Regions from separate parts of the Homo sapiens genome. Here region 2 is linked to region 1. A link is an interaction called in ENCODE POLR2A ChIA-PET data of the cell type or tissue named here. Cell type or tissue: CD4-positive, alpha-beta T cell. All regions are shown on one strand.

Region 1 (4,000 bases):
TTTAGGAGCTGTGGAGATGATCCACTTTGACACTGAAGTGCTTTGACATCGACACTGACATTGGTGAGACAAACATAGCCCCTTCCCTAAAAGGAGTCACAGATGGAAATAAACACTGCTACGGAAGAGCATGTGAAGACTAGGCAAGTGCGAAAAAGCACAAGTTCATGATAGCCAGCATTCATACAATTGTCTTATAATTTGATTCAACAAATAATGGCTGTTATCTATTATATGCCATAAACTATACTAGACTTAGAGAGACAAGAAATGAATACAAAACTACTCTCACTCTCAGGAAGCTCACAGTATAAGATATAATAAGGAAAAGACAAGCATGCAGATAGCATGCACTTCAGTGTCAAAGTGGATCACCTCCACAGCTCCTAAAGGGGGTAAGATTAGAATGCTTATCACAGTCAGGTATGGAGAAGCCTGGCTGCACAGCTCAGTAGGATGATAATTATCTTTTGGCGAGCCCAGAGGACTTTCAGATATTTCCTTTTCTTTGGCGGGGTGGGAGAAAGAGAAAAAGAGAGGTCAATTTATAGTAATTTTACTCAGACATTTCACTTGGATTTAACTTACAAACTTGTTCCTCCTCCATCTTCCCCAACCAGATAGATTACTATCCATCCACCTGTCCCTTGTCCTTGACTCCTCACTCATCCCCACTACCATCCCATATCTAATAAATCACTTGATTCAATTTGCTTTAATAGCTCCTATTGTAAATGTATTTTGAATATATCTACTTCTCTCTGTCTTTCATGCCCAAGCACCTTATTTTTCTACACATCACTTATAAACATTATAATTAACTGTTTCCATAATTAGTTGTTTATACTACCTGTCTCTCAAATTATCCCATCCACCACAATCCCCTCATCTCAACTGTAATCTCCATGAGGCCAAGGACCATGCCTGCCTTGTTCACTACTGTATACTCAATACCTAGAGCAGGTTCTGACACAGAGTACAGCATGTGCTCAGTGAGGGAGGGAGGGAGGGAAGGAAGGAAGGAAGAAAGGAGTCAGTCAGTCCATCAAAACTCAGTAATAATCAGCTCTTCTGTTTAACTCCTTTATGATTAAGTAAAAAAATATAGATCGAAGTGTATACACATTTTTCCAATTCACTGTAAGACAATATCATTATTTCACTGAAATAGTCCATTTAAACAATCAAATCAAAATAAATTCAAACGTTTGGGTTTACTGCATATTATAATGGTCTGTTTAAAGATTAAAAACAGAACCACATATCCCTTCCAGAGTTGATACAATGCAGCAATAGAACCCAGTTGCTCACATTTTGAGTCTCCTAATTAATCTGCTGGTCTGTAAACACGTATAGCTTGTGCAATTGAATTTGCTATGCTCATATGGTGGCCCTGCCAAGCACCCAGCACATGACAGAGTACTTTCTGGACATGTGTACAAATGAATCCAATCTTAGCATCTGTGATATGCATTATTTAAGTCATCAGTTTATCCCTATGTTTATTTCATTTACAAGGAAATACAATAACCTCTTGTGTCCACTTTTGGTTTGGAAGCATGGCCTCTGCTTGTCAAGACTGCCTCATAACATGGTCACATGGCGTATTTGACTGGTGCCAACACTTCCCAGTTCTACCCACTTTGAAACAGAACTCAATTTCAACAATCCTTCTAAGGCGGGAGGGGCCTCCTGCTCATCTTTGAAAGAGTAGAACATTTGCTATGATTTGGTAAACAGTAATGCTTCATACCCTGCCTGCCTGCTGCAGGAGGCTGCATATCACAAAACCCTAAATGCCACTTGAGGATTCGGCCTCCAGGCTGGATGCTCTTTATCCTGTCCAACTCTGCAATTCCCACCAAGCAAAGTCAACCTCATTATGGTTCATTCCATCTGCCTCTAGTCTTGGAAAAGGTTAAAATTTTGCAGAAGCTTAATGAACCATGTCCTGCCCTGAGAAATACAGATCTGTTATTGCTTTGCACAGAAATGAAACAAGTGGAATAAAAACAGGAGTGGATCATATGAGTCACAGGATGTGGGTGAAGATCTTAAATCAAATTAAGAACCTAAGTACTAATTCACTGACCTGAAAACCAGGAAATTTGAGGTCAAGATCCTGCTCTTCACCAATGAGCTGCATGAACTTGAGCAGATCATGAAATCGGGGCCTCGTTTTCTCACCTCTAAAATGGGAATAATAATTTCTGTCCTACTGTCCCTCCAGGACTGATACAAGGATGAGATGATAAATGTAAAAGCCCTCCAAAACTCTAAAGAAAACCGTAAACTGAAAGATATTCTAAGACAGAGAAAAACCCCAATATCACTCCTACCAGGAACTAGAAGGGAGTAGGTGGGTTCCTTTGCAACAAATCTGTTCTTTTAGGCGAATATTAAATTAGCATTTCTTGAGTATGCTTCTGTGTTTTAAGAACAAGTTTTTAGAATGAGGAAGGACAAAAAAGGAAAGAGCTTATGATTCCAAGTTTCCTACAGAAACTTGGATTCATTCATTCACATGTTTCTGCACTCATTCAAGAAGCAGTCGTTCAATTCCACAACTGTTTCTTGAGCACTTACTGTGCTCTAACCACTGTGCTAGCCACCGTGGATACTATACAGATAAAGGCAGTCCTCAATTCCTGCCCTGTGGATCTTACATCAGACCATTTTTTGCAATCAAAGAACAAACTAGATGTATTTTCCACCCTGAAGTAGTTATAAACTAGCAGAAAAGGAAGTGGCCCTAAAATAAAATAGAATCATTTTCAGAGGACTCTGCTTTTAGGAGCAAGGGAAAGAGATAAATGAATCCATCAGTCTTTCTTTTGGATCAGCACACAGAATCAACATTAGCACACAGACATGCTTTAATAGCTCCCACCATAAACCCTCTCTTGAGCCTATTCTCTTTTGCAGCTAAACTTCTTACAACACTTGCCTGTGGTCGCTGCCTCCATTTCCTTAACACACTTGCCCCTCCTCAAACCGAATTGGTTGGGAATCTCTCCCCACCACCTTCTTGAGGCAGCTCTTGGCCAGGCCCCCAGTGTCCTTCGCTTTCTCAAATCAATTGGTGACATCTCTGGTCTTATCGCATCATCATTTGAAATAATTAACTACTTTCTCCTTCTAGAAAGGAGGTTGGTTTATTTTTGTTAACTTCCCTAACACCATGATCTCATACTTTTCTGTCTGTCTTACTGGTCACTGCAGTCTTATTTGCTGGTTTCTCATCCTCTTGTAAACCTTTAATGCAGGCATAGCCCTGGCATCTGTCTTGGGCTTCCTTCTCTACCTAAACACTCTTCTTGAGTGACTTCATCCTGTATCATGGCTGTAATTATCTGGTTACACTATATTTGGTTCTGTCTCTCTCTCTCGATCTATGGATTCATAACTATATCTAGTGATTACATATCACCAACACTGACTTTCTTCTGTACTCCAGAACTATGTATCCAACTACTATTGACATTTCTACTTATTTTTCTTTTTTTCTTTTTTCTTTCTTACTTCTTCTTCTTCTTCTTTTTTTTTTTTTTTTTTTTTTTTTGAGACAGGGTCTTACTTTGTCACTCAGGCTGGAGTGCAGTGACTCGATCGTGGTTCACTGCAGCCTTGACCTCCAGGTTCAAGTGATCCTCCCACCTCAGCCTCTTGAGTAGCTGGGACTACAGTCACATGCCACCAAGCCTAGCTAATTTTTTATTTTATTTTTTATTTTTATAGAGACAGAGCGTCTCACTACGTTACCAGGCTGGTCTAGAACTCTTGGGCTCAAGTGACACTTCTGCCTCGGCCTCCCAAAATATTGGGATTACTGGCATGACCCAATGCACTCAGCCTCTACTTACTTCATTTACAAGCATATCAGATTTAACATGGCCAAAACAGACCTCCTGTTCCACCCCCCACTGAAGCCTGCACCTGCCCTAAGTTCCCTGTCTTGATACTCAAGCCAGAAACTAGGATTTTCCTTGCTTCTCCTCTT
Region 2 (4,000 bases), 190 kb after region 1:
CTGAGGCAGGAGAATTGCTTGAACCTGGGAAGCGGGGGTTGCAGTGAGCCGAGATGTGCCACTGCTCTCCAGCCTGGGTGACAGAGCAAGACTCCATCTCAAAAAAAAAAAAAGAAATATTTGCAAATGAAGTTTTGGAATGTCTTAGATGTGTTTCATAATACTGCAAGACAGGAAGTGGGGTATAGATGAAACTAGACTGGTCATGAGTTGAAGCTGGGTAATGAGTACATGGGGTTCATTATACTATTATGTTTACATTGGTGTATGTTTGAAGTTTTCCACAATAAAAGGTTTTAAGAAAGATGTAGGTTAAATTTAACTCTTACATCATGATCTGAGAATGAAATCATCACTTATTGTGGTGTTTCAGTGAGAAAATATTTTCCAATTATATCTGACTTTAAAACAACTAATAATAATATTAATAAGGTCTCTATGTTGCCCAGGCTGGTCTCAAACTCCTGGACTCAGGTGGTCCTCCTGCTTCAGCTTCTTAAAGTGCTGAGATTACAGTCGTGAGCCACTGTAAGAGTGAAAGGCCTTTTTATTTATTTCTTTTTTAATATTTTCAGATATATCTGACTTCTAACAAAATACTGTAAGGGAGCCTATTTCTTGATTGAGGACTGCCTTTTTTTTTTTTCTTTTAGCATAACAATCTTAGTTGTAGCCTTTTTGTGTACCAAATCTTGTACTGTTTTATACTTCCAGTATCCAAAGATATGAAAAAAGTGAGCATGGGGAGAGAAAGAAAAGCAAGGAACTAGATTAAGCATAAATCTTTTGAATTATAAAAAGCTGTCTTTTTTTAAATTTAATATCAGTCATTGAAAATGATTAATAGCACTGTCTTCTTACCATCCTCCTCCCTTCTCACTTTCTCTACCAATATACATTTCTATTATAAATATAGAAGATAACAAGATTGCTTATTATGTCTTCATAAAATTTCACATTAACATATGGACATTTAAGGTGAACTGAAATAATGCATGTAATTATATTTTTAAGAGCCATTTTTCTGCAGTACAGTTGACATCAAAGAGGGTAATTCAAAGAATTAGTTTTGGCAAAAATATAAAATAAGCTAATATCCTGTTCTTATTGTTAAATACAGTCTATGAAATATTTGTTTTTGGTTTCTGATAAGAAATGATAGGATAGTTTTGCAGAGTGATTCCCATGAGTTTCATCTCAGGAAATTCCACCACAGGTGATTTCAAATACCTTATTTTTAGTCTAATATAGTCAAGTTTAGAAGATGAAAAATCCAAACGTTAAAAATGAAGTAGAAGTCTAAATTGGAAAAGTACATTTTAGGATATCAGTTCATGAGATAAATTAGTATTTTGGATAAAGTCCAAGTTGTGGCAGAACTTATTTAAATTCTCCTGAAAGGGTACTTAGATGGTTGAGAAGCCAAATATGTGTAGTTGCCTATGGCTCTTCAAGACTATTAACTTTTAAATCAAAATTTTGATGGTGGTATAAACCATATCCATATTATAAAAAAAAACTTGAGAAATAGAAACAGTTACATAATCTCACCATCTTGATACAGTTGCTACTGTAATTCTAATATTTTTACCTAACATTTTGTTCATGTGTATGTTTAAAAATACTCCTAAATTCTAGAGTTAAATGACTAAAACTCTTTGGAGTACAGTCAGCCTTCCATTTTTGGGGGTTTCACATCCATGGAGTCAATCAACCGTGGATCAAAAATATTTGGGAAAAAATGGATTGTTGCATCTGTACTAAATATGTACAGAGCTTTTCTTTTTCATTATTCCCTAAACAATACAGTGTCACTATTTACGTAGCATTTATATTGTATTAGGTATTATAAGTCATACAGAGATGATTTAAAGTATACAGGAGAATGTGCATAGGTTATATGCAAATACTACAACATTTATATAAGGAGCTTAAGGTTTTGTGGATTTTGGCATCTTTGGGGATCCTGGAATCAATCCCCTGTAGAAACCAAGGAACAACTGCATATGATAGTCTTGTGGTTTCAGATATGGCTCTGGAGACATACAGTTTTTAGTTTGAATTGGACACATCAAAAAACCACATCAAAACACATTGGATTTCGGCAGGGCATGGTGGCTCACACCTGTAATCCCAGCACTTTGGGAGGCCTTGGTGGGTGGATCATTTGAGGTCAGCAGTTCGAGACCAGCCTGACCAACATGGTGAAACCACATCTCTACTAAAAACACAAAAAATTAGCTGGGCATGGTGGCAAGCGCATGTAATCCCAGCTACTCGGGAGGGTGAGACAGGAAAATTGCTTGAACCCAGGAGGCAGAGGCTGCAGCGGGCGGAGATCGCACCATTGCACTCCAGCTTGGGTAACAAGAGCGAGACTCCGTCTCAAGAAAAAAAAAAAAAAAGACATTGGATATCTCAATCTAAATGTACATATTTTTCCTATCAGTACTTCAGTTATAGTATTGCTGTAATCCAAGATGTAATCCTGCTTTGCATTTTTCCACATGCTTTTTAGACAAAAAGAGCTGAAGTTTCAAACCCCAGACCAAGCTTATTCTCATGAGCTATCTACCTTAGTTTCTAGGTCTAAGCTGTTGTCATCATATAGATAACAAATCTGGGTGGAATTAACGGATATGAATAATAAGGTTAAGGAAGAAAACTAGCAGAATACATGTATAAGGAAACAAGAACAGATTCAGAATTGTGTCAGCGGCTGAGTGAGAAAGCACCTGATAGTGTTATGGACTGAATGTTTGTATACCCCTCAAAATTCATACATTGAGCCCTAACCACCAATGTGACAGTATGTGGAGCTGGGGCCTTTGGAGATAATTTGGCTTAGAGGAGAGCATGAGCATGGGGTCCCCATGATCAGATTAGTGTCCTTAGAAGAAGAAGAGACTTGAGCTTGCATGCTCTCTGCCTTGAGGACAAAAGGAGAAGGTAGCCATCTGAGAGCCAGAAAGAGGGTTCTTACCAAAAAGCCAACCATGCTAGCACCCTGATCTTGGACATCTTGGCCTCCGTAACTGTTAAAAATTATGTCTGTTGTTTAAAGCAACCAGACTATGTTATTTTGCTGTAGTAGCCTAAGTTCAGTAAGACGGTAATTGGTGCTAAGAAATGGGTGACTGCTATAACAAGTACCTAAAAATGTGGGAGTAGCTTTGGAACTGTGTAATGAGTAGAGGCTGGAAAAGTTTTGAGGTGTGTGCATTAAAAAAAAAAAAAATGCTGAGATTGCTGCAACCAGACTGCTAGGGGCAATTCCAGTGAGGGCTCACAGAGAAAAAAGGAGAGCTGGAGAGAAAGCCTCCATCTTCAAGGAGGACACATAAATAATCATGAACAGAATGTCATTTGAAAACATGGGTGATAGGCCATTCTGATGAGGTCTCAGATGGAAATGAGGAGCATGATTTGGACAATGGAGAAAAGGCAATCCTTGTAATAAAGTGGCAAAGAATTTGACTGAATTATGCTCATGTTCCAGTGTTTTCTAGAAGGCAGAACTTGTGAACTGTTAAATTGGGTGTTTAGGTAAAGAGATTTCTAAGCCAAGTGTTGAAGGAGCAGTTTGTTTTCTCTTCACTGCTTATTCAGGTTGAGCATCCCTAAATTAAAAATCCGAAATATAAAAAGCTCAAAAATCTGAAACTTTCTGAGCTTTGGCATGATGCTACAAGTGGAAAATTCCATCATGTGATGGGTTGCAGTTAAAACAGTCAAAACTTTGTCTCATGCACAAAATTATTTAAAATACTATGTAAAATTACCTTCTGGCTATGTAAGATGTATGTAAAACATAAATGAATTTCGTGTTTAGACTTGAGTTTCATCCCTAAGATATTTCATTATGAGTAAGCAAATATTCCAAAATCTGAAAAAAATGTGAAATCTTAAACACTTTTGGTCCCAAGCATTTTGGATAAGGGATACTCAACCTGTAGTAAAATGTAAGAAGAGAGAAATGAATTGAAGAAAGAGAAATGAA

Evidence for each region. ChIA-PET counts read pairs that join two places held together with the same protein. Peaks named below come from ENCODE experiments on the same cell type or tissue, not always from the same donor. Only the 100,000 strongest peaks of a DNase experiment are listed, where the experiment ranks them.
Region 2: POLR2A ChIA-PET joins it to region 1 with 5 read pairs; 2 of 35 experiments call an interaction of 5 or more read pairs at or near these places.

The regions. Positions count from the first base shown.
Region 1 is chr13:48,803,487-48,807,486 of GRCh38, forward strand. No RefSeq gene overlaps it. Among named protein-coding and RNA genes, the nearest start is that of CYSLTR2, 150 kb to the left of the region's middle. In CD4-positive, alpha-beta T cell, no CTCF peak of the experiment used is centred here; no DNase peak of the experiment used is centred here; H3K27ac peaks cover 1,127 bases.
Region 2 is chr13:48,994,677-48,998,676 of GRCh38, forward strand. All of the region lies in intron 1 of FNDC3A (fibronectin type III domain containing 3A), which reads left to right. Among named protein-coding and RNA genes, the nearest start is that of FNDC3A, 21 kb to the left of the region's middle. In CD4-positive, alpha-beta T cell, no CTCF peak of the experiment used is centred here; no DNase peak of the experiment used is centred here.